5 separate regions of the Homo sapiens genome follow, and all the other regions are linked to region 1. The links are chromatin loops, found by intact Hi-C in ENCODE. Cell type or tissue: endothelial cell of umbilical vein. All regions are shown on one strand. Region 1 overlaps KCNIP1 (potassium voltage-gated channel interacting protein 1). Region 2 has its middle 7.2 kb from the start of C5orf58. Region 3 has its middle 12 kb from the start of KCNIP1. Region 4 has its middle 46 kb from the start of KCNIP1-OT1. Region 5 overlaps LCP2 (lymphocyte cytosolic protein 2).

Evidence for each region. A loop is a pair of places that touch in the nucleus more often than their neighbours do. Peaks named below come from ENCODE experiments on the same cell type or tissue, not always from the same donor. Only the 100,000 strongest peaks of a DNase experiment are listed, where the experiment ranks them.
Region 2: a loop joins it to region 1, with 8 times the contacts of the local background. A loop is called at or near these places in 52 of 110 quality-filtered maps.
Region 3: it touches region 1 in a loop (5-fold over the local background); 3 of 110 quality-filtered maps call a loop at or near these places.
Region 4: a loop joins it to region 1, with 7 times the contacts of the local background. A loop is called at or near these places in 101 of 110 quality-filtered maps.
Region 5: it touches region 1 in a loop (5-fold over the local background); 22 of 110 quality-filtered maps call a loop at or near these places.

Annotation. Positions count from the first base shown.
Region 1 is chr5:170,630,119-170,635,118 of GRCh38, forward strand. The region is part of intron 1 of KCNIP1 (potassium voltage-gated channel interacting protein 1); the gene reads left to right. Among named protein-coding and RNA genes, the nearest start is that of KCNIP1-AS1, 49 kb to the right of the region's middle. RefSeq lists enhancers at 2,636-3,217, 2,992-3,171. In endothelial cell of umbilical vein, a CTCF peak has its summit at 3,090 (motif pointing left); a DNase peak (open chromatin) is centred at 3,273; H3K4me3 peaks cover 248 bases; H3K27ac peaks cover 377 bases.
Region 2 is chr5:170,223,288-170,228,287 of GRCh38, forward strand. No RefSeq gene overlaps it. Among named protein-coding and RNA genes, the nearest start is that of C5orf58, 7.2 kb to the right of the region's middle. In endothelial cell of umbilical vein, a CTCF peak has its summit at 2,746 (motif pointing right); DNase peaks (open chromatin) are centred at 284 and 2,774; H3K27ac peaks cover 1,397 bases.
Region 3 is chr5:170,489,158-170,494,157 of GRCh38, forward strand. It overlaps a transcript of KCNIP1 not described here. Among named protein-coding and RNA genes, the nearest start is that of KCNIP1, 12 kb to the right of the region's middle. In endothelial cell of umbilical vein, no CTCF peak of the experiment used is centred here; a DNase peak (open chromatin) is centred at 2,494; H3K27ac peaks cover 1,772 bases.
Region 4 is chr5:170,432,574-170,437,573 of GRCh38, forward strand. It overlaps a transcript of KCNIP1 not described here. Among named protein-coding and RNA genes, the nearest start is that of KCNIP1-OT1, 46 kb to the left of the region's middle. In endothelial cell of umbilical vein, a CTCF peak has its summit at 2,603 (motif pointing right); a DNase peak (open chromatin) is centred at 2,618.
Region 5 is chr5:170,265,792-170,270,791 of GRCh38, forward strand. LCP2 (lymphocyte cytosolic protein 2) reads right to left here. Exons shown (of 21, transcript NM_005565.5): 7 at 4,928-5,000; 8 at 2,594-2,691; 9 at 1,218-1,284; 10 at 1,017-1,100. Among named protein-coding and RNA genes, the nearest start is that of LCP2, 29 kb to the right of the region's middle. In endothelial cell of umbilical vein, a CTCF peak has its summit at 2,254 (motif pointing right); a DNase peak (open chromatin) is centred at 2,270; H3K27me3 peaks cover 1,244 bases.

The DNA of each region.
Region 1 (5,000 bases):
ACAATTTTGAGGGGCCAGATGCCAACTCGAGGGATACAGAGAAGATCTAGGCACAGTCTTTCCCCACCATGTCAGACAAAAAGGTTAGATACAGGACCTGATATGTTATAAAACTCAATCAATATTTACTTAGTGAATAAATGGACGGATGGATGGATGGATGCATTAGGCAGCCAAGTGGGCAGCACCGATGACTTAATGTACTGAGTGCTCCGACTCCAGCAACATGCATTCATTGTTCCTACTGTGTGCCAGTGAACAAGAGCAATGAACTCAATGACTTCTGCCCAGGGTGGGCCAGGGAACCAGGGAAGACTCTCCAAAAAGGCAGCATTTGGGCTGGGACGTACAGATGAGTAGGGGGTCGAGTGTGTCGTTATGTCGCTGGAGCCCAGAGGCGTCCATCAGGACTTGGGGGAGGGCAGATGAAAGGGCCTTACTGCCTAACTTGGAGCCACTGTATGTTTCAAAACAAAGGAGAGAGAGGATCCTGGGAAAGAGAAAGGGTACTCTAGGCAGAGGATGTGAATGGGCACAGCACAGGTGAGAACATCAAGACCAGGGGTCAGGGAATCTACTGGTAAACAATTGTACCCCAAGGGAGCAATCACAGCCTCTCCATCCACAGGGAAATGCCTGGTGGGGAGGAATGGGAGGAAAGAAACAGATTGCATGACTGTGTCTTGAAGGTCTAATTCCAGAGTACAGCATCACCCCTATCTTCCAGGTCCAGAAACTGAGGCTCAGAGGGAGACTTTCTGATGAGTGCAGCGTGCAGATAAGAGCATCTCCAAAGCTACCTCCTTCCCCAGTCACACCAGGGCATAAGCAACTGATAACAGCTGTCAGCACGGGACAGTGGAGGGAACACTAGGTTAGGAATAAGGGTACGAGGCTTGAGTACAGATTGTCAATGACTCAGTGTGTGAACTTGGTCAGGTGACTCCAACCAGATGACTTCCTTCTCTGAGCTTCTGTTCCCTCCTCTATGAATGGGGACAATCACTCAGCTTCACAAAACAATGGCTGCGAAATTGCCTGGTACAAGAGAGAGAACTTCCAGTGTGTAGGGGCTGTTGTCCTAACTGCCCAGCCCCCTAGATAGGTAGTTATGTCATCTGTGAAATGGGTGTTAGAATTCCTACCTCCCAGGACAGCTGTGGGCAGAAAACCAAAGAATGTGTGTGAGAGCCCAAGCACCATGCCTGGCACATAGTAGGTGCTCAGGAAAGGCTGAGGGTGCAGCTGCTGTCCACACACATGGTACCACTGCCCCAGGAAGGGGCTTCAGGAACCAAGAGCAATTCTGAGCACTGGTGACTGGACTCTGCCATTCTCCATTTCAAACGCTTTTTGAAAGCAGCTCCAGACCCAAGCAGGAGAGCAGGAGGCAAAAGAAACGCAGGGGCTTTCCCGAATGGAATTTTAGAAACACACAGAATTGTCTCCTGCACAGAAGGGAAGCTGTCTTCCACAGCACAGAGCCACCAGGCCCCAGACTGCTGGCTTATGTATTTGTCATTGCTCATCATGAATGGATGCCAGGAAAGTCTCTTTGTGATGGGGGCACAACCCCTCAAATCTCCTCCCCTCCAGATGCCATCCACTGGAGCTGAGACTCCCAGGTCCCCTAGGGCTTCTCTCCCAGGGGCCTCTGGGCTCCCCAAGGCCACGTGCTGCCCCCACTAGAGACCTGGGCCAGTCCTGACCAGGGGAAAGAGTAGCGCCGACAACAGCCCCAGATGGTATGTGCACTGGCACATACTGGCAGCTGCCTTCATGACAGCAAGCCATAGGTCCAAATCCCGCCCCTTCACAGGGACATTCCCAACTGGTCAGGGGTGGACCTCCCCTTCCCGGCTGTCTTTGGTGTCCAGGACGATTTGCCACAGACAGGGGGAGCTAAAGGGGCCCACGCTTGAGGCCGCTCAGCTCTGAGTCCTCGCCGGCCACAGAGGACCTTCGTGCCTGTCCTCTGTCCTCCTGCCCAGTCCCCAGGCCAGGCTCAGCTGGAGTTGGGGAGCAGAAAAACACGCATCTGAATCAAGGCTCTCGGAGCCTTTGCTTCTGCCTCCAAGAGGCGAGGGAAAATGAATACCCAGGCGAGCGAGCAAGAGAGACCCTCAGAAAACCCCAGATGCCCCTGGAATCAAGCCCTGTCCCACCAACGCCACGTGGATTGACAGGCTATTAGTCTTCCTGTAATTAGGATTCTCGCCTCAAATCTTGTATCTTTTTCCCCCAGAAGATTCTCCTCCAGCCTTCACCACTGCCCCCTGGCGCTTCCTTGCAAGGCTTTTGAAGAATCCTTTGCAGAGAAGCAGCCTCCTTTGGCAGGGGCTGCAGAGCACTCTGCCTCCCTAGGCCAGGGCGAACCAACAGAGGCGGGAGATGAGGAGGAGCAGCGCGGCTCTGCTGCGTGGCCCTGGGCAAGCACCACAACCTCTCTGGGCCGTTTGCACATTCTTACCGCCAGGGATGTGGGCGGTAAATGAAAGAGACCAGCACAAACCAGTGTCAGCTCCCTTCCTCGATTCCTAAAATGTGATGCCCAAAGATGGGCCAGCCTCCTGCTGTGCCTTCTCTGGGGGGACATTTAATAAGTGGAAGAGCCCTGGCTCTGAGTCAGGCTAGAATCCCAGTTCTGCACTTAACCAGCTGTGTGACCTCAGGCAAGCAACCTGGCCTCTCTGAACCTGAGTTTCTTCATCTGTAAGTGGGAACGCTAATGCTGTGCTGAGGGTTCCATGGGACAACCATGTAAAAGCACCCAGCACGCACCCAGCAGGCAGCAGGTCCTGCACAGCGTTCCCTCGCGTGGGGGTGGGTTGGGGCTTGAGCACGGGTTGAACCTGGAAGAGGCCATTTCCCTCCCTTCTCCCCGAGGAATAATTGTGAATTCCTGGGTCTCAGAGGAAACATCCGCTTTGGTGGTCAGAAAGGACATCCTCCTTTGAGCAGGGGGAGAGCAGAGGGAAGGGGGTTGCGAGGGTCACGCCTTCCCCAGGCATTCTCGGGGTCTCTCCAGCAAGGATGGAGGCGGCCAGGGGCTTGGGCGGTGTGGGGCGCCACCTGGCGTCCAGAAGAGGTAAGACAGGCGGAGCGGGACCCTCCGAAGTGGGAGGAGGACGCTGGTCAGGGGAGGAGGGGACCGCGAGAGCGAGAGCGGACATTCTACCAAACACATGGACAACACAGAAGATGAGGAAAATGAGCAGGGCAGCTAGTCATAGGAGCAAATTTTAAAAATTAAGTGACTGAGGTAGTCAGGGGGCCTCACTGAGAAGTGGCTTGGAGTAAGACCTGAAGTTGGGGACTGGATATGCAGATGTCTGGGAGGAGAGCTTTTCAGGAAGAAGAATCAGCCAGTGCAGAGGCCTATGGCAGACCCAAGCAGGAGGCAAAAGAAACGCAGAGGCTTTCCAGGATGGAAAATGAAGAATCAGCCAGTGCAGAGGAATGTGCCTGGATGTGTTCCAGGAATGTTTCAGAATGAGCTAAAAGGCCAGGGACAGAGAACTAAGAGGAGAGGAGAGGTCAGAGAGATGGCGGTGGGCGGAAGGAGGGGGCGGGGCGGAGGAGGGGGCGAGGGGGCGGGGGGGCGGAGGGGGGGACGGAGGGGGGGGCGGGGGGCGGGGCGGAGGGGGGATGGGGCGGGGCGGGGTGTGGCTGTGCGTCTGGATAAGGGTTGTGGCTTTTATGCTGCACGAGAAGGAGAGCCATTGGAGAGCTTGGGGCAGAAACAAGAGCTGATGACATTTTAATCCCTCTGGCTGCTGTGCTGGGGTAGACTGTCAGGGCCAAGGGCAGAGTGTGAAAAGCGCCCAAGAGGCTTCTACAAGAATCTAGTGGGAGATGCTGCGGCTCTGGCCAGGTTAGTGGCAGTGCCAGTGGTGAGAGGGATGTGGTTCTGCGGGTGTTGTGAAAATGGAGCCAGCGGGATTTGTTGACAGACCAAAGTTGAGGTGAGACAGAGACTCCGGAATGACTGCAGGGTTATTGGTCTGAGCAGGGTTATTGGTCTGAGCAGATAACCAGATGGAGTCACCACTAACTTAGATGGAGAAGGCTGGTAGAGTGAGGAAATATCGGGAACTTATGTTCGGACTTGTTAAGTTTGAGATGGCTGGGAGATATCTAAGTGGAGAGGGCAAGGAATAAAATGCTTCCTAAACTCCAGCATCCATTCAGTCCCCTGGAGAGCTTGTTAAACCGGATGGATGGGTGCCACGCCCACCCCTGCACCCCTGAGTTGCAATAGGCCCAAAATGATTCAATAGGCCCAACATGGGGCCCAAGGTTCTACATTTCCAACAGCTTCCCAAGTGATGCCAATGCTGCCAGACTGAGAACCACACTTCGAGTAGCACCAAAGTAGGCAACTGGATGTTTGAGGCTGGCATTCAAAAGAGAGATCCTGGCAAGAGATAGAATTTTGGAGTCATTGGCACGGAAATCCACAAAACGACATGAGCTCTCCCAGGGAGTGTGTGTGTGTAAAGAGGGAAGAAAAGAGCATTGAGTCCCGAGCCCCAGGCTCTTCAATGGTAAGAGGTTGGCAGATTAGGAAGGACCAGCAAAGACTGGGATGGGAAACCACTGAAGCAAGAGGAAGGCCAGGCAGATGTGTCCTGAAAGCCAAAAAGAGAAAGGTCATCATTAATATGATACATTTTGCAATTTGTTTATATGTAAGAGGAGATTAATAGCTCATAGCATTCCCAGGCATTGCTGTTAGGAATTGCAGCTCCAGGCTGGCAACCCTTAAATCACAAACTAGATTGTCAAGAGGACTGCCTGGAATTCCAGCTCTGTAAGTAATATGCTGTGTGGCCTCAGCCAGGTCACTTCACCTCTCTGGGCTTCTCTTGCTTCCATATATAAATGTAATAAGAAAATCTTTTATTTATTATTTATTTATTTATTTTTGAGACAGAGACTCGCTTTGTCACCCAGGCTGGAGGGCAGTGGTGCGATCTCCACTCACCGCAATCTCCGCC
Region 2 (5,000 bases), 410 kb before region 1:
AATTAAGCTGGAAACAGATCCAATTTATTAGTTCCATTCCTGCTCCATGATTGTGCCCAGAGGCTCGTAGACACACACTGTAAATCACAAAGAATAATAATAATAATAATAATAATAAAGAGCTCTCTGTTGAAAGCTGCCTTAGGGGACATCTGTCAGCTTGTTGAGGACCCCCAGAGAGCCAACTTCCTCTTTCCTCCTTCCAGAATAAACCACAAGAAGAGGAGTCAGTAAGTGAGGGAAACTTTAAGGTCAAGTGGAGACAAATTCCCAGCCCCATCCACTTTCTTGGCTAGCCATAAGCATTCTTATCCTTCTTTTCTACAAAAACAGGAAATTTATATATTAATGTGCCAAGCCCTTTGCACAGATCAAATGCAATCCTCCCAACAGCCCTATTAACTAAATACAGCTACTCAAATTATCCTCATTTTATGCATGAGGACACTGAAGAGTTACAGAGGATAAGTAACTCGAGGATGCACACCTCATTAATTGAGGAGCTAGGATTTAGATCCAGAGCCTCATGATTCTAAAGCCTGTTTTTTGTTTGTTTGTTTGTTTGTTTTGTTTTGGCCACACTAGGTTTCTAGAAACTTCCAGTTCCTTCTTAAAAGTCCTTTTTGGGCATTCCGGCCTAAATCCCAAAACTGTGGTCTGGGTACAAGAGAGAATTAGGCCAGTGAGAAAAATTTAAACCACCCTGCCCTCTAAATGTCTGTCTTCTTTCGGAGACTGGTGAAAGTTTCTCAATCACTCAGCAAGTAATCTCATTGTGAGCCAGGCACGGAACTAAGCACTTGCAGAACAGAGGCAAACTAGACACAACTGCAGGCCTCAACAAGCTCGGTCTAGTGGGAGAGGCAGATTGGAAAACAAACATGGCAAACCATTCGAGGTAGTCTCAAGAATGGAGGGGATAGATAACAAGATGTAGGGAGAGGAGTTTCTAAGCAAATGTCCTATGCAACCCTAGAAACAATATGGAGGAATAGAAGGCTGTGAGAGGAAAATAAGATCTCAGGGCCCCAAATTCACTGTGCCAAAGGGAAAGGGCTCATCCTGGAATCTGAGTCATGAACAAAACAAAAACAAAAACAAAAAACAAAAGCAAAAACAAAAAACAAAAAGACCTGCCTTTGCTTTTGTTTCTAAACTGATAGCTACAGATAGAAGGTTGCATGTCTCCACAGAAGGCCTTCCTCACCCTGACAATGTAAATCAACAGCTTATCTTCATGGGTATGGGACAAGAGGAGACTAGAAATTGTCCCCACTCCCCATCCCAAGACAAATGTGCATTTGATTGACTGCTTCCTCTACTCCATGTTTACTTTATCTTATGTAAAGTGCAGATTTACTGAGCATGAGACAAACATATAATTGACTATTTCCTCTACCCCCTCCTTTTCACTACAACGTGTGGAATGTGACCATATCCTCCCTTTATTTTCTCTTTCCCCTTTCTCATCCTACCCATTTTCCCCTTTAAATATCAAAGCCCTCAAAATTCTCTTTGGAAGAAATAGGGCCACAGATCCGACTGTGGCTTGTGTCTCTTTTTCCCCATTGTGTTCTCAACCTTGGCAAAATAAACCTCTGAACTGATTGAGATCTGTCTCAGATACTTTTTGGTTTATAAGGCATAAGGCCCAGCCATTTCCCAGCTGAGTAATCTGGAGTCCAACCCTGAGTCTTTCTGAGTCTCAATTTCCTCAGGCATACAATGGGAATATGAATTGTTTCCAAGGCTCTCACAATTAAATGAGATCATATAGGCCATGCTTAGCATCCCATTCTTCCATCACCAGGTGTCACCTATCACGGAGTCTGTGCTGATTCTACTTCTAAACATTTCTGTAATGTCATTTCCATCTCTTCTGCCAACATGTTAAACAAGGCCCCATCATCTTCCCCATGGATGACTGCAATACACTCCCAACTGGACTTCTCATATCTATTCTTTCCTCCTGTCCAATCTGTTCTCCATTGTGAAGCCAGGATCACCTTTTTAAACTCCAATTATGAGCATACCACCCACTACCTCCCATTCGTCACCTGCTTAACACCCTTCAGTGGCTTCCTACAGGCATCAGGAGAGAGAATGTAACCCTCTGCATAGCATGGTTGGCCCCTGCTCCCTCTCCAGCCTCATCTCACCCTGGGTTCCCCCTCACTCCCTGCATCCCCGCCTTGCTGACATTCTTTCAAGCTCTCCCATCTGCCAGGATGCCTCCTGACATGAGGGCCTGAAATATGCTGTTCCCTCTGCCTATCATGCTCGTTTCTCCTTCTCATCTCAGCCCAAATGTTCCCTTTCCAGGGAAGCCCTCCCTGAAAGCTGCCCCAGCCGTGTCACCGTCCCCACTGGGACATCCTTCCTTCCTTGATAGCTTCTAATTGAATCCTCACTTAATATGCATTTGTGTGATGTGTGGATTCCAGTCTGTCTCCTTCACCAGACCATGAGCTCCATGGCTCACCCCTACATGCCTCAAACTTAGCATGGTGTCTGATACACAACAGATGCTCAAGAAAGGTTTGTTGTATGAATATTAAATGCATGGCACTTGGGAAGTTTATAAAATTGTGACTTCCTTTTCCCTTGTCTAGGGCTTCTTATATATGAAAGTTAAAAAAAAGTGTGTTTTTGTTTGGTGGTTGTTTTAATGAAACATTATTTGTCAAAGTCTCCAACAGTGCAGATCCCTAAGATTTCCCTTTCTGCAAAAGATGGCCAGCAGAGGGCCCCATAGGAGCAATTACTGAAGTCAGGTCAGCGAAAACAGCAGCTGCTGAAAGATAGCCGATCCTGTGCCCAAATCTCTGGCAGTCCTTGAGCAGCTTGGAGAGAACATCACCATCATGGAACCCTGGCCCACTATGTCCAAAAACTGTTTGATCTGGCCTCAAGAAACAGGAGTTCATAAGGCAGGAGATCAGAGCCCTGCGTAGACGGTTTTAATGCAAATCCCTGCTTGTTTCTTGAGTTGCCAGTTTCACGCTTAAGAATTTGTAGTCAAGAGCTCGCACAGTTGGGTAGAATCACGCATGAGTGTTAGGGGAGATTTGCTTTCTTTGGGGGCCACTTTTCGTTTTCCAGTCAGTAGTTTTATTTCCATTTTAATTTTCCGAGCATCTGGCCCCCAGCAACAGCCTGTGGTTTGGAATTCATGGCTCTGTTGTGTGTTTACGCACTACACTTGCTTGTAATTGACAAATTTAAATTCTGGTCATATTTCATTTATTACCCAGACCCAGGGAAAAATCCTAGGCGAAAACCTAATTACAGCAAAAGTGCCACAAGGTAATTGCTGTGAAAGAACTCCTGCAGCAGCAGGGCTGAATATTTCATCCACCCATAAAATGATTATGCTGACAAGATTCTGAAAAATAATAAAATCTGTTTAATAAAAAAGAAGCAAAATATCAGTGTTTTTACACACAAAGTATTAAAACATTCTTCATTTTGGACAGATCCTAAGTCATTTGATTTTTATTCAAATGATGATCCACAGCTGAGATAGTTCTTTTATCAGAAACCGGGGTTGGGTAATCCCTCCCACATGAGGCTGTGTGGAAGCTTCCAGGCCTGCAATGGCCTTCTGGAACAGTACTGAATCGGCTTGCCACTGCTCTATTGGATCTCTGGTCTGTGCCACAGAATCAGAAAGCAGATGGAATGAAAGGAGAATGCCTTTAGTTTAGACTGCTGTCACTCCCCCACATTCTCCCTGGCCACCATGGGGGCTGTCTGTCCTTCTCTCAGAGGACCTAGAAGGCATGCAGGTGTGACTTCTGCCCTCAGAGCTTTGTTGAGTCCATCAGGGCATCTGGGGGTAATTTGCATCTGGGTGTCTCCAACTGTCCAGGATACCACTATAGCAGGGACCACTGCATTCATTCAGCTACTGAACAAGGTTGTATGGAGCATTTACCATGTGCCAGGAATTGTGTTAGACACAGCGTTGATAACAGTGAACTAGACCCTTGGTTCCTGCCCTTGACAGGAACTATATTACAGTGAAAGAGACAGGTCAAAACCAAAACAAAAAGTAAACAGAAACATAAATAAAGCATAACAAATTATATCAAGTACTGCATGGAAACACAGAAGGGGCTGGGAGAGAGGATGGGGCGATATCAGAGTAAGGCCTCTCTGAACCCTAAAGCAAAACAAGGAGCCAACATGGCAAGCTCAGAAGGAAACAGGTTCCAAACAACCGCTGGCCTGTGCCAGGCCTGAGAGGAGAGTGAGGGGAAGGGAGACTGGAGCTGTGGGGCCTTACGGACCAGGGTCAGGAGTGTAGTGTTTATTCCATTAAGGGAAACCCCTGGGAGGCTTTAAAGCAGGGGAAAGACACAATTCCATTTACATTTTAAAAAGCTCATCCCACTAGAGGCTGGAGCATATACAGTGGCTCTTAGGGACAAAGATGGTAGGTGGTGGGAGCAGACAGGAAGGACATTATTGTAACACAGGGCAGGACCAGGGCAGTGGGAGTAGAGGCAGGAGTACAGGGGGTTTTTGAGTATGGAAATTTACATATAAAAACATAAATATTTTACAAATCATCTAACATCTCAGATGTTAGCATTAGACTTTCCATTATGGTTGCAAGTGAAACTAGAGATCAAAAAATAAAATACAGCCAGGTGTGGTGGCTCACGCCTGTAATCCTAGCACTTTGGGAGGCTGAGGCAGGAGAATCACCTGAGGTCAGGAGTTTGAGACCAGCCTGGCCAACATGGTGAAACCCTGTCTCTACTAAAAATACAAAACTTAGGTGGGCGTGGTGGAGCATGCCTGTAATGCCAGCTACTCAGGAGGCTGAGGCAGAATTGCTTGAACACAGGAGGCTGAGGTTGCAGTGAGCCGAGATTGCACCACTGCACGCCAGCCTGGGCAACAGAGCAAGACTCTGTCTCAAATAAATAAATAAATAAATATAAAAATAAAACAAATTACTAGGAAATAGAAGAAACAAAGACCTAAATTAG
Region 3 (5,000 bases), 140 kb before region 1:
AGCAGCCTGGGAGGCTGCAGGCACTGAAGGAAGAGGTAGGGGACGATGACTCCATCTGTCACCTCGGCACTTACCCCAAAAGATGGAGGACTGCTGGCAGAAACAGACAGAAATTTCCCTTGAGAAGGAGAAAGCCATGCTATAGGCAATCAAGATTTGCACATTGTCAGCAGAGAAGGAATGAGACTGTCTGGTTGCCGCTAGACTTTGGCCAGGGCTGTCCTGCAGGTAAGGGCCTCGTGCAGGAGGCCCCTGGGCAAGGGCCGGCCCTTCTCCTCTCCCTCAGTGTCCTGGAAAGGCCCCAGGGCTGCCCCAACCCCTGACCTCTCTCCTTCTTTCTCCATATTGCTAGACCCCCTTCTCTTGGTCCCCTGCCTCCTCCCACTGGTGTGCACCCACACCTTCAGACAGTTCTGAGCAGACCACGCAAAATACAACTGTGATGTTATTTGCAGCAGGCATTCTGGACCCAGAACTGTGCTTGGTCTTGAAGTTGAAAGGTAGCAATCACTCATACTCCTCTCCCATGAACAATTTGAGAAAAAATGGAGGCTCAGGGCAGAAGTTACCCCCTTTACAACTGACGGGAGCTATCCTGGGGAATGAAGCCTGAGGCTAAAACCTATGCCCTATTTCCAGCCTCATGAAGTAAACTTAGCCACTGGGTCCCTAGCAAAGAAACTGGAGAACTGAGGGTCTCCCCCAGGTCTGCCCTCCAACTGCCCCAAGCCCCACATGCCTGCAGGCGGCCCTGGGATATCTGCCATGTGCAGGGAATAATGAGCCTGGCAGCTGCAAGAAGGAGATGAGCTCCAGGGTTTGAGGGTTAAGGACATTCACCAGTCTCCCAGCACACTCATCTCCACCCCACCCCAGTGAATGAGACTGAGAGGGCTCAAGGTGGGGGCAACAGGTTCTCTCCATTACCTTCCAGCCAATACCTGCATGTACATTGAGATACTCAGTAAGCCATGAGAAGCGCTGTGTGACCATGACTGAGTTGTTTAAACTCTCTGTTCATGCTCCTCCCCTGCAAAGTGAAGGCATTCAAAATCATCTGTATTCATGGTGAACCTACTTTGTTCTAAGGCCTCTGGGACATCCAAAGTTGGATAGGCCATGTCCCTGACCCAGCTGACTGCTCTCACCCTTGCTTTCACTGTGTGAAATTCTCCCACATTGACGGGCTGGGGGTAGGGCAACTACAATTGAGAAGCACAAGGGAGCCCCCCGTGGTGATGAAACAGTTGGTATCTTGACTGTGGTGTTTACACAAATCTATGTGTGTGATAAAATGACACAGAACTACACACATACACACACCCATAAGAGTGCATATAAAACTGGTTAGATCCAAGCAAGGTGTGTGGACCATGCCAATGTCAGTTTTTTGACTTTGACATTGTCCTGTGGTTCCCTAAGATGTTACCACTGGGGGAAACTGGGTGAAGGGTGCAAGGGCCTCTCAGTATTATTATGGGAATTTTCTGTGAGTCTATAATCCTTTCAAAAGAAAAGGTTATTAAAAAATCTCACATGACTTCTCACTACTCTGCTTATAAAATCCACACTCCTCACGGAGCACCACAGGCCCGCTGTAATCTGGCCTCTGTCTCCTCTCCAACCTCTCCCCAAGCTCCCTAGGCCCAGCCCCATCCCCTTCTCTCTGCACCTTGAGCACACCCAGCCCACTCTGTGAGGCTGTAGGCCTTGCTGTTTCTTTTACCTCAAGTTCTCTCGCCCCAAATCCTAAACACAAGTAACTTCTGTCATTCAAATTTCACAATCAGTCTCCTTTTCTTGTAAGGCCTTCTTTCTCAGGCTGATCCCTTCAGCCCTAATACAGTTGGCCCTTCCACTGTGTTTAGGGTGCTACATCACCATCACCTCTTGGTTTTTGGCTAAGATCAAGTGTAGAGTCCTGCTATCATCAGACATGATCTGATTCGTTTGTTTGCTTACCTATCACTGTCAGTCCGGACCTCCCCTCCCTCTGAGAATGAAGCAGAGAAAATGTTATCTTGGTCACCAGTGTATCCTGGAAACTGCAACAGGGGCAGGCACAGGCAGGAGTGCAGTGAATATCAATGGTAGATGAATGAATGAATGAATGAAGAATGAATGAAGAATGAATGAATGAATGCACCACACAAAGTAGCATTCTAGCAGAAGTGAAAACAAGGTTACCTAGTGCAGACTTTCCCAGCCAGGACTCATACTATTTTTAAACACATACACCTGCTTCGGTGATGTACTGAAGGCCTCAGGCTACTCTCCCCGCCCACATCTCCCACCCCTCTAACAGGATTCAAATCTCCAGTGCTCATATTTCCTCCTCATCACTTACCTAGCAAATCTGGCTCACAGTATAATATCAGTCATTTATACTTCAGTCTGAATTCCAGGTCAGTGCCAACTTCCTCCAGATATTTGTGGTTTAAGCTTCATGTGATATTACGTCATCTTAAGGGCATTTAGTAAAGGGGAAGAAGGAACATTTTTGGACAGAGGCCTTTTCCTGTGCTCATTTGTGCCTCACAGGAAGCCAAGAGTAAATGTGCATCTAGACCTACAGGGGAGGTCTTGGCAGTTACAGCAAACTCAGGGAATTTTAAATATGCCGGAAACTTTCCAGAGCCCTGAGTTGCAGTCCCAGCTCTGTCACTGTCTCTCTGTGCTTTGCTAAACAGACTTCGCCCCTCCGTGGGCCGTCTGTGAAAATAGGGCCCAGCTCGATGGCATATAAAGGCCCTCTGACTTCCAGTAGTAAAACTCTAGAGGAGCCCTTGTTTTCTGGGGAGACTCTTTCTGAGTTTTCATAATAATGTTGAGTAGTTCTCTTTTCTTGCTCACGCCGACTTTTCTCCAGTTCTCGGACACCAGTTCTGGGTACCCAACAATTCAATCCAGTTCTGACACTAACTATCCAGAGTTAGCAGAGGCCCCACAGGTTAAAGGCCTCGTCCCACAAAACTGCCCCCACTTCAGACACCAGTGGCCAGTCTCAGACCCCCTGTACTTCTGACCAACCAGCTATAAGTCAAGGATTCCTAAGACTCCTTCCTCAGGTCTAATAATTTGCTAAAGAAGCTCACAGAACTCAGGAACACACTTTACTTATGTTTACTGGTTTGTTTTCAAGGATGCAACTCAGAAACAGCCAAATGAAATGACTGAATCAGGCAAGATATGGGGTTGGGGGATGAGGCATCGAGTTTCTATGCCCTCTCCAGGCATGCCTTTCTCCCAGCACTTGGACGCGTTCTCCAACAGGGAAGCTCTCCAAATCTTGGTGCTTAGGGGTTTTTATGGAGGTTCAATTACATAAGCATGATTGATCAAATTATTGGCCAATGGTGACTGACTCAATCTCCAGCCTCTTCCTTCTCTCCAGAAGTTGGGGATGGGGCTGAAAGTCTCAAGCTTCCAGTCAAGGCTTGGTCTTTTTGGTGACCAGCCCAATCCTGAAGCTATCAAAGGCTCACCAAGAGTCACCTCACTGGAACAAAAGATGCTCCTATACCCTCATCACTCGGGAAACTCCAAGGGTTTTAGGGGCTTTGTGCTAGGAATGGGAGACAGAGACCAAATATCTATCTATTTATTTATTTATTTATTTATTTTTTGAGACGGAGTCTCACTCTGTCACCCAGGCTGGAGTGCAGTGGCACAACATCTGCCTCCCAGGTTCAAGTGATTCTCCTGCCTCAGCCTCCCAAGTAGCTGGGACTACAGGTGCCCACCACCATGCCTGGCTAATTTTTGTATTTTTAGTAGAGACGGGGTTTCACCATGCTGGCCAGGATGGTATTGATTCCCTGACCTCATGATCCAACCACCTTGACCTCCCAAAGTGCTGGGATTACAGGCGTAAGCCACCTCCCCCGGCCCCTTTCTATGACACCACAGATGGGCACAGTCAGAATCAGAGCCTGAGGTGCAGGTCAAATCCCTTAGCCCTCCACCAGTCCCGCCCACTTGGTTTCTGTGGTAGAAAGTTTTGTTTACTATCTGTATCTGTATCCCCCACCAAATGCGAGCTCCCCCATCCCACCCTGATGCTGAACTGAGGACACTCAGGGCTTTGTGTGGCTCTGGCAGCTTGCACAATGGGTTCTCAGATGAGGTATTCCATGCCCTTCTTCCTGGAGTAGTAAGAGTCAATGCTTTTCAGTTCAGCAGAAATTCATGAGATATTAGAAAGCACTTCCTAGATCTGCGTAGAAGTTGGAATAGGTTGCATATAGAAGCTAGGAAGGTTCCATCCCTGGAGATCTTTAGGAAGATCCCATTGCTCTGGGTGACTCAGTCGCTCATTTCAATCATGAATTACAGGCATTATCGAGTTAAGTCACCATGGTGGCTGGACCTGCTTTCTCCAAAGTCCCTCCAGCTGCAGGTTGGTGAGCCCATAGATGGGGTTAGTGAAGCATTGTTGGTCAGCTCACCAGGGCACCCTTATGAGAGTGAAGTAGACCGTGACTCCTCTGCAGTTGGTTAAGGAAGAGGACACTGAACAAAGTCATGTGTTAAGAGTGGTGTTTGGCTGGCAAATTCTGATTCATCTTTCAGGACCCTGCTCAAGCATCTCCTCTTTTGAGAAGCCTGGCCTGGCCCTCTCCCCATGCCCCACTCTTCCTTCCCCAGGTTTAATTAAATGTCTCTTCTCAGCTGGTGTGACCTCTTGGTTGATTGCAAATAGTGCATACTCCACTCTCTCTCCACGGAACTGTGAGCTTTCTAAGGGCCAGAACCATACCCACCTCATCTCTCACTGCCTCCCTGGTGCCATCGCAGGACAGGTGGGGCAGAGCAGGGGCCCGGTGGCTGCTGGCTAAATTGTTGGAGGGACTGGCTGGGAGCCCATACATCACAGACAGCAGATACCCCAGGGACTGGCAGTGTGGGAACCAGGTGAGAAGCCCCAGTCTCAGGTCTGCAGCCTTCCTCAGTCTCCTCACTCAGTAGCCTTGATTCCCAGCAAACCACATCAATTTCTC
Region 4 (5,000 bases), 200 kb before region 1:
CCACTTGGTAGCCTAAATTCAGAGAAACTAAAGCCAGCCTAACGCTCTGAAGCTGGCAAGTGTTCATTTTTGGAAATCAGAAAGTGATGATGTGTTATCCCAAGAGACTCCTGGGACAAGATGCAGTGAGCAGCCATTCACAAAGACTACCTTGAACCGGGCTCTTTCCCTACATTTTGTTATTATATCCTCGCTACAACCTTCTGAGGTGGAAATTAATATCCCCATTTTACAGATGCATAAACTGTCTAGTGAGGGTGACAGATAGTATTGACATGACCAGAAGAATAAATATAAATGAGATAAATTCTCTCTGAAGGAAAGGAATAGGGATTTACAATGGTGTAAAACAAAGGAAGTGGGGCCTGGTCTAAGCGATCAGGGAATGTCTCTTTAAAGAAGTGACATTTAAGCTGAGGTCTAAAGGATTAGATGAGTGTTAAATAGGAGGAGACTGGGCAGGAGGGAAATCTTCTCCATGGCTCTCAATCCAGACACACAATTTGAACCACCTGAGGTTCACAAACACAAAGAAAGTATCGTGACCTGATACAGTCCCAGTCTAATTAAATCAGTAGAACCCAGGTGCCGATGTTTTTGTTTCTTTTTATTTTATTTATTACTATTTTTTGAGATGGAGTCTCGCTCTGTCACCCAGGCTGGAGTACAGTGGCACAATCTTGGCTCACTGCAACCCCTGCCTCCTGGGTTCGGGCGATTCTCCTGCCTCAGTCTCCTGAGTAGCTGGGATTACAGGCGCCCAACATCACACCTGGCTAATTATTCTATTTTTAGTAGAGATGGGATTTCACCATGTTGGTCAGGCTGGTCTCGGACCCCTGACCTCAGATGATCCGCCCGCCTCGGCACCCCAAAGTGCTGGGATTATAGGCATGAGCCACTGTACCTGGCTGGTACCAATGTTTTTAAAAGCTTTATGGTTGAACCACTGAAATGAAACAAAAAGTAAATCCAAAGCTCATATACTCTAGCCAAACAATAGCCATTAATAGCTATTAAGTAAATAGAGGAGATGCTCAGTGATAATGAGCAGGTAGATCATCAGCATCCTTGTCATCACCACTACATCTGCCTCCTCCAGATCATTTGGTAGCCAAGTCCAATGTCAAAGGAATAAAGGAAATCTGCCTCTGTTGAGGGCTTGCTGTATGTCACGCACTATGCTAAATTCTTCACTGTTTCATTTAACGTTTACCGAAACCCTTATTATTTTACAAATGAGGACGTTGAGGCTCAGAACAAGGCACCAATTTACCCAGGATTTCACAGCTCATCGGGGCAGTGGGGGACCCTCTTCCAGGCCCACCTGGCTGTAGAGACCACACTCTTTCCTGTCTCCATGCAGAGGGGCCTCCTGCTCACTTTAGCTCCCATTTCCCAGCCTGACTGCCTTGATTGGGCCGCATTTCTTTGTTCTGACCTCAAAAAGAGTTTTGTAGATTTGTGCCCACTTTTCTCATCACGCTTAAGAAAAGTGACCAAAGCTGAACCAAGCTATCTAGGTTCAAATGCTGCTTACTGGCTATCGGGCCCCAAACTATCTGTGGAACTTCTTTGAGCCTCAATTTTTTGTTTTCTATAACATGGGAATAATATCAGTACCTCCCTCATAAGTTTCTTATGAAGATTAAGTATGTATGTGTTAAGATTCATATTAAGTGAGAATTACGCATGTACGCATATACATACAAGATTAAGTATGTATGTAAGCATATATATATACACACACATTTAGAATAGAGCATGAAATATAGCCAGTGTTCAGTTAATGTCAAGTATTGTTAATATTATCCTATGGGCTGGAGTGAGAGGCCTCCTGGGGTGTTTGCTTTCCAGCCCCCAATCGGGTGGCATCCTGGATAGGGTATCATCATACCTCTCCCCAGGAGATCAGGATAGGGAATTGTAAGAGCACTCAGGTTGGAGGTAGGATGTGCACCAGGGAAGCTCAGGCAGGAAGCTGCTGTCTTTCCTGGTCTCTGCAGACTAGGAGCAGCAGCCAGGGACCTGGGTTGACTGGGGGACGGGTCGGTGGGTGGGGTGAGATGACTATCACACCTCCTCTAAAAACAAGATGGGGCCTGGTGCGCTGGCTCATGTCTGTAATCCCAGCACTTTGGGAGGCCGAGGCGGATGGATCAGTTGAGGTCAGGAGTTTGAGACCAGCCTGGTCAACATGGTGAAACCCCATCTCTACTTAAAATACAAAAATCAGCCGGGCGTGGTGGCACGAGCCTGTAATCCCAGCTACTCGGGAGGCTGAGGCAGGAGAATCACTTGAACCCAGGAAGGGGAGGTTGCAGTGAGCCAAGGTCGTGCCACTGAACTCCAGCCTGGGCGACAGAGCGAGACTCCATCTCAATCCATCTATCAGTAAAATACAGGATGGAAGGGAACGCCCAGCTCTCAGTCAGCTGCCAGCCCACGGCCTTGGACGCCACTGATGTGAGCCTGTCTGGGCTGGGGCAGAAGGGGCCAGCGTCAGGTCCTCAGACAATTTCCTCCTGGTAGCCTGGCCTGAGGCCCACCCAACCCAGGGAGCCGGCCCTGGCCAGTTGCAGCCAGTACCACCTGGTGCCCAGCAGAGGGCAGCACAGGCCACAGGCTGGCTTTTTCTAGGTGAAATTTTGCTACAACGTGTAGCCTCTTGGGTTCGGTGTCTCCCCTGTACTTCTTTGCAGGCCGGAGAAGTCCCGGACATTATCACAGACACCCTGCCTCATCCCCAGCTTCTGAGGTCTTTCTGGACTCTGTTAGCATATTTCAGAGGTTCACTGCAAACCAGAAACGGGACTTTGAGCTTGTGTTCCAGGGCAGAGGGCCCCAGCGCCTGTAGGTGCAGACAGCGCACCCCCAACACCCCCGAGTTTCCGCCTCCTCATCTGGAGAGCGGGGCTGGACAGGATGGTTTTTGGGGCTTTTTTGCAAGCTCACCGGGGCCAAGTGAGCTATTTCCCCTTGCCATTCTCTCCCAGGAGGAGAAGGCATAAGATGATGCTGAAGGCACAGGCTCTGGAAGAGGACAGGGCCATGCTTATTCCTGCCTTGTTATGTGATTATGGACAAGCCTTCACTGACCCTTGGAGTGATGGATAAAATCCGTACCCCACAGGGTTACAGGAGAAGTAAGTGAGGGACCACGTGCACGGAGCCCAGCAAGGTGCTCAGGAAACAATGCTATTGTTTTTCAGGTTACATCTTGGGGAGACCACCCAGAGGACCTTCTTTCAAGGACAGGTACCTGGAATTTCTCTCCCTTTCCTACATCATCTTCTTGTTTTCATGCGCAGGGAGGCCACCACTACCTGAGCCAGACCACTCCCTTCTTAAGCCAGGGCCTGCAAATTGCTGCAGCACTGCCCCCTCGATCTCAATCAGACACCCACATTCCTGCCCACCATGCCCAAAGCCCTTCATTGACCAAGACCCTGGCCTCGTCCCAATCCTCTGTAAAGTACACATGCGTCTTCAATCCACCCTACAGGACTGTGGAGCCGAGAAGATGTGGGGCTGAGCATTTACCTTTCCATAAGTTCTCCAGGGGGTTCTGAGGCCCACAGAATCAAAGAGCCACTGCTCTAGGCAATGAGATAGTATTCTAAAACAATTAATGAAGGCCCATGATGGGGACAGGAGAGCCATTATGCAAATTCCGGCCATTCGAGGTTATTAATTTGCAGGAGAGACTGTAGACGCTGGGTAAAGAATGCCCACAATATTAGGCAGTCAGGAGGCTACCCTGCAGGGCCTGTTCCTGCTCCGCCTGGTGAGCAGAAAGGTCTCAGGGACCAGCTTTAAAGGATGACAGGCCTCCCACTGGGTCACAGGGCACAGCTGCCAGGACTGAGGCCAGAATGAAGGCGATCGCCCATCCGGCTCAGTGGTTCTCAGTCTTGGGTCAGCACTGGAATCCCCAGGAGGGAACACGGAAACCCCGAGAGCTGGCTCCGCCCCTAGAGCTGACCTCAGTAAATCTGAGATGAGGCCAGAGAAATTGCATTTCGACAAGTTCCCAGGTGTTGCAGCGCAGGTGTGTGCATGCATGCATGCATGTGTACTTGTGTCTGTGCCCGTGCATGTGTGTGTTCCCCTGTTTTCTGCTTTCTGCAGTGTTTTAGCTCAGACTTCCTGATTGGGGTCCCATTCTTGACCAGAGGCCCAGTCTAGACCTAGAAGAATACTAATACATGCCCAGCTGTTTAGAGCCCACAAGCCCTCTCATGGCCCTTGTTTCCAGGCCCCATAACAGCCCCATAAGTTTGTTTTAAAAGTGCATCTGTAGGGGAGAAAAGATTTCTTTCCTCATCCATCACTAGGTTCATGGCTGAGGCACCTGTAACAAAAGACAGACTCACAAGAGAAAAGCAACCAAGTAATTTAAGTTTTGTGTGACATGGGAGCCTTGAGAAATGAAGACCCAAAGAAACAGGGACATCTATGTGATTTTTTGCCAAGTTTGATGAAGAAGCAGATAATTGTGGAGAAGTATAATCGGAAAATGGGGGTATGATTTGATGGTAATGACCTAAGTGGCATTTGGAAGGCCTGTTTCTTCAGATTCTTCTCTGCGTCTCTGCATCTTCATAGAGAAGGACTTTCCTTCCCTGTGGGTCTAGGGAAGGCACCTCTTAAATGAAGGTTTCATGACCCACTTGAGAATAAATTCAGGAAATTCTTTTATGGCCTGCTTCAGGGGAGAAGGGCAGGAGAAGGTCAGAGAGCGACCTTCCTTCTTCTGTGGTTTTCTCAAATGCCAAGGTGGCAGATCTGGGACAGTGTGTCCTGAACTCCCTCACAACCATGGCTGTCTGCAGGCCAGTCACTCAACGGCCATGAATGTGTATTGACTTGTGAGATCCTCCAAACAAACCTTCAAATCTCTGCTCACCCCCATTTGAGAGACCAGAGATGAGCCAAGAGACATGAAGCAACCTTCCCAAGGGAGCAGAGCCAAGATTTGAACCAGGGCTGTTGGGCCA
Region 5 (5,000 bases), 360 kb before region 1:
GAGCATAGCCAAGAAAGGGGTGGGGGCAGCTGGGATTCTGGGCTCCTTTCCGTTCAGTTGCAGAGTTCCTTCCTCAGACTCATGTAGTTCACAGCAAGTTAAAACCCAGGGTCCTCAACTGCAGCCTGATATGGTGGAAAAGAGCCCCCACTTAGAAGTCAGAAAGACAAGTGTTCGAATTTAGGCAAATTTAGGCAAATTATTCAACTTCTTTGACCCTTAATTTTATCATCTGAGAAGTGAGGTTAAAAATGCACCTCCTTTGTTGAGTTGCTGTGAGGATTAGAGATACTGTAGGTGTATTTGTGGTAGGTAGAGCACTTGCCCCATAGCAGTTGCTCAATAAATGGTAGCTAAGAATTGAATTGAAAATAGCTGCACGTGAAGGTAACTGCAATCCAAGAATATTCTGCGTAAATTGTGAAGAAAAAGCACTGTGGTATACCCAATGTTTGGTCAATTGCATACCTAAAACAAAAACATCCCTGACATTTGAATAGCACCTTAGGGATTTATAAAGCATTTTCTATGTACAGAACATCCACCTTACAGATTAGGAGACTGAGCTCTGAAAAACTAACATCCCTGTGGTCTGTGAGCTATTAAGTAGCAGGCAAGGCAGCAGACAACAGCTCCCCCAACCCTTTTGTCTCAATTCAGGTCCTCTCTCTGTACCCTAAAGCCTCTTGGCTGAAGGACAATGGGATTTGTATACACAGATCATCCACATCACATAGAGAAGCAGCACAGCCCCCAGAAGCTGCAAGCAGGAGCTTTCTAATGAGGCTGATATGGGCTTTGGTCGCTACTCCCAACACTTGGTAGCTGTGTGATCTTGGGAAGGTACCTCTTTGTGTCTCCGTTTCCTTATCTGTAAAATGAGGATGATTCTACTAGTCTCCACTTCCTAGTATTGTGGCCATAGTTAAATGAGATGGTACATGTGAAACGTATGCAGGAAGCACTTTATAACAGCTTATCATTATTACTATGCATTAAATGTGAATCATACCCACCTAGTGTGAAGGGTTCTCTATCAAACGGAGCTAATGAACGATCTAGGGGAGGTTTCGTGCTTCTGTCTATTGAAGGAGCAGGGACTGGAAGGGGAAAAGGCTGACATCAATTAAAAGAAGAAAGCAGTCGGCTGGGGGTTGGGCGGGGCTAGGGGAGTGCCTGGTGGGAACAGGGCAAGAGAGAGCAGCCCTTGTACTCACGCTTTGCCGTTTTGTGGTTTCTGCTTCTGCTGGGTTCTTCGTGGTTGGTCTGGGGTGGGGGCAGTGGCTGCATAAAGATCCAAACGTTAGGAAGCACTTCCAATACATCAGCAAGAGCCGGCACTCCCAAAACCTGTCTGGATCTGCTCACTTTTCCTCATCTTCATGTTCTGCCTACAAACATCCATGTCCATTTCTTCACTGAACTACCGCAGTAGCCTCCTATCTGAGCTCCCTGTTCTAGACTCTGCCACGCAAGCTCTTTTCTGCAGGCAGCAGAGTGAGCATGTCACTTTCCTGCTAAGCCTCCTATCACATTAGAAACAAAATTGAAACTCGTTAATGTCCTGCGAGGCCCTGCCTGAGCTGGCCCATGTCTGCCCTCTCAACTCTTTCCTGTGATCCCTTCTCAGTACTCATGGGGTCCCTACCATAGAATCTTCTTGCAGTTCCTGGAAAATCTCAAGGTTATGCCCTCTTTGGCATCCCTACACTTGTTTCCTTCTGCCTAGAACGTTCTTCTCCCGGCTCTTCCCACAACTGGCTCATTCTGTCCCAGGTCCTTGTCACCTCCCCCCCCCATACCGTCATGTTACCTGGTCTTCCGTCCCCCGAACCACACATAACTACTCAAATGATCTCTTTCAGACATCTGTCTACCGTCTGATAACTAGCCCTAGTTGAGTTTTATGAAAGCAGGGACCTTATTTATCTTGTTCACACTTTATCCCCAACGCCTAGAACTCTGCTTGGCACATAGTAGCTGCTCAGACAATATTTGCTGATTAAATAAGTGAATCCTGCATCTCAAAAGAAGGTCTTCAAATCTCAAAAGCAATATACATCTGTAGATAAACTTGTGAAGGGAACACATTCCTAACTATCAAGTCCTTAGTCTGAGCTTCTCAGGGTCACTCTGGGAACTTATCAGATTCACAAGGACCGGGCTGTATGCTCGAAGAAGGAGAAAACGGGGTTTGCTACCTCTGTCTCCTCCGGTCTGAAGGCTCCTGTCCTTGGAATTTCAGGTGTCGGCCAGAAGGTGGCGCAAGTCTTTTTGCAGGAGAGAGGAAGGCTCGGTACCCAGGCAACACCAGTAGGTGCCACGGACTTAATTCGGTTCTCTTTGGGTTTATTTTACAGTTTTCACTTCTCTCAAATAGTGGGAAGTAAATAAAAACCACCAGTATTTTACCCCAAAAAAGAAACACGTGTGAATGCTTGGGTTTGCCTTTCCCCAGCCGAGGGAAAAGATTATAATCTTTTCTTACAAAATTAGAATGAGATAAAGATGTTTATAGTTTTATTTTTCTCTCTGGCGGAGGAAATAACTGCAGTGGACACCAAGTACTGTAAAAGAACGGGAGGAGGCCTACCGAGTGATTCCGGCCGGCTGGTGGGGGCGGGAGGGCGGCCATCGGTCTCTGGGGGGGCACAGGAGGCTGCTGGGGGGTTTTCCCAGAGGGGGGCCGGTCTGTGGAAACACAAGGTTATTAAAGTGAAAGGGGAGTATCGGCCAAGCTCAGGGGTCTCCAGGAACAGATATGCAGCTCGGGGCACCGGGGGTGCATGATCCTTGACCCCCAGGCCCACATGAGCCCCAGCCACGGGGAGACCCAGCCTGGATCTCACCCACCCCTCCCTGCCCATTTTTTCTGTCCTAGTTTGTGTCACTCTCCTTATACACAGGCTCAGCTTTCTTTGCATTTCACAGGAATAGGTATTTATCAGAGATTTTGCCAATCAAGAAAGGCCTCTTTGTAACCAGCTCAGCCAGAACTGGAAGGGAGGATTTTCAGACAATTTTGTAAGAAGTAAACATACGCATACCTCTGTATGCAGACACACAGATATACACATGTGCACACATGCATGCACACACATGCATATATATGCACACACCTGCATACACAGAGACACGAGTGCACACAGACACACACACATGCCAAAAATCTCACAGGCACACCCAGCTGCCTGTGCAGGGTGAAGTCAGCTCTCACTGCCATAGGGATCTTGTTCTGTCTGCCCTTCCTTCCCCTCTCCAGTGTCCTGGGCTATCTCCTCCCTGACACTTCCTCATTTTGCTCATCTCTTCCCATAAAGGGAGGAGCTGATCACCAACTTCTGTTACCAGACCACAGACTCTTAAGTGGAAGCTAGATTTGCCTCGAGCAGAAACTCACATTATCTGGGCAGAAACTCACATTATCCACATCTCCACGGAAGTGTCCCTAGGCCAGGTTGACAGGCTGGCAATTTCCTACCCCTTTGACAGGGAAAGGCCAGGACAAGACCATCAAGCAAGAGGGGTGAGTGGGTAGGGCCTCCTTACGCTTTGTGCCCTGGGTGCCTCTCTTGCCCGACTCTAGTCCCAGCCTTGGGGAGGTGCAGCTCTTCCACAGGGAAAAGGGTAGGAGCAAGGCCCAGCCTGATCTAATTCCACCCTGCTCCACCCGCACTGGCCATCTCTCAGCTTCTCTAATAGGCCATGCTCCTTTGAGCCTCAGGGCCTTTGCACAGCCATTTCTACTGCTCCAAATGTTCTTCCCTTACCACATCCATTTCCACTTGGCCAACTTGTATTTATCCTTTAACCTTGGTTTAATATCACAGCTTAAAGATACACCCTCAGGCAAACGCTCCAGCCTCATCTGTGCTTGTCTTCGTGCCTCTGTATCACGGTTTCACCAAGTAACCTCATGGCTCATTTGTTGGAGGGTGCGTCACCTGCCAGACTGTCAGTCCCTTGGCGAGGGCTGTCTTATTCACTCTGTATCTTAATGACTGGCACACACAAGGCACTCAACAACTGACTCATCCATTGCTTTTCCGGACCTCCACTTCCCTGTATATGAAACAGACTTGATCATGGTTGTCCTTATTACACAGATGTTTAAAAACCACCATGAGATATTGAGACAGCATTTTGTGAAAGGGCTTTAAAATGGAAATGGGTTATACCGCATAAAGGATTAAATGGTATTCGTTTTTTGTGGTACTGACCTTCAATTTTCAGCGTACTCTCTGAAAGTATATTATTTAAGAATATATTTGTTTATTTTCTGTCAACACCACTACTAGAATGTAAGCCCCAGGAGGCAGGGGCTATTTCTTCTTTCCTGATCATTTCTAAGCACTGAGAATGGGGCCTGGGCTCCCAGCAGATCAACAATGTTTGTTGAATGAATGGAGAGAGAAGTGGGCTAAAAGGACAGATAGACAATAAAAATCGTAAACACCATCTAATATTTTTTAAAGTTATAGTCAAACCCTACTCAATATCTTCATGTTTATTCTAGCATAATAATGCCATGTAACTATAATTTGGTCAAAAGATGGGGAGGAACAGGAAAGTACTCTTGGAGTACCTGAGTAAACTGCAGAATGAGTTGAAACTGCCAAATAGCCTTAGGTGGTAGTTCAATGCTGATATCAGCCACCATAGGCAAGAATTGGTTGCAGTCTTAGTAGTCCTCACAGGAAACCTATGTGGTCTGTACATTTATTATCCTATTTCACAGATGAGGAAATTGAGGCCCAGAGAGACAGAGTTACTTGTACAAAGCCACATAGCTGTTAAGAAGCCGAGCAGATATCGAGACCCAGAGCTTTCTGCTACATGGGCAAGCTGGGGCATCAGCCTTCCATGCAGCAGTGGCGAGCTTGCCTTTGGGCTGCTCGGGCCAGAAAATCCGGAAACGGGCCCTTACCGATGTACATGGAGTTGGAGTTGGGGAAAGGCTTGGCAGGCAGGATGGAGTTCTGCAGAGCTTCCTCGTCATT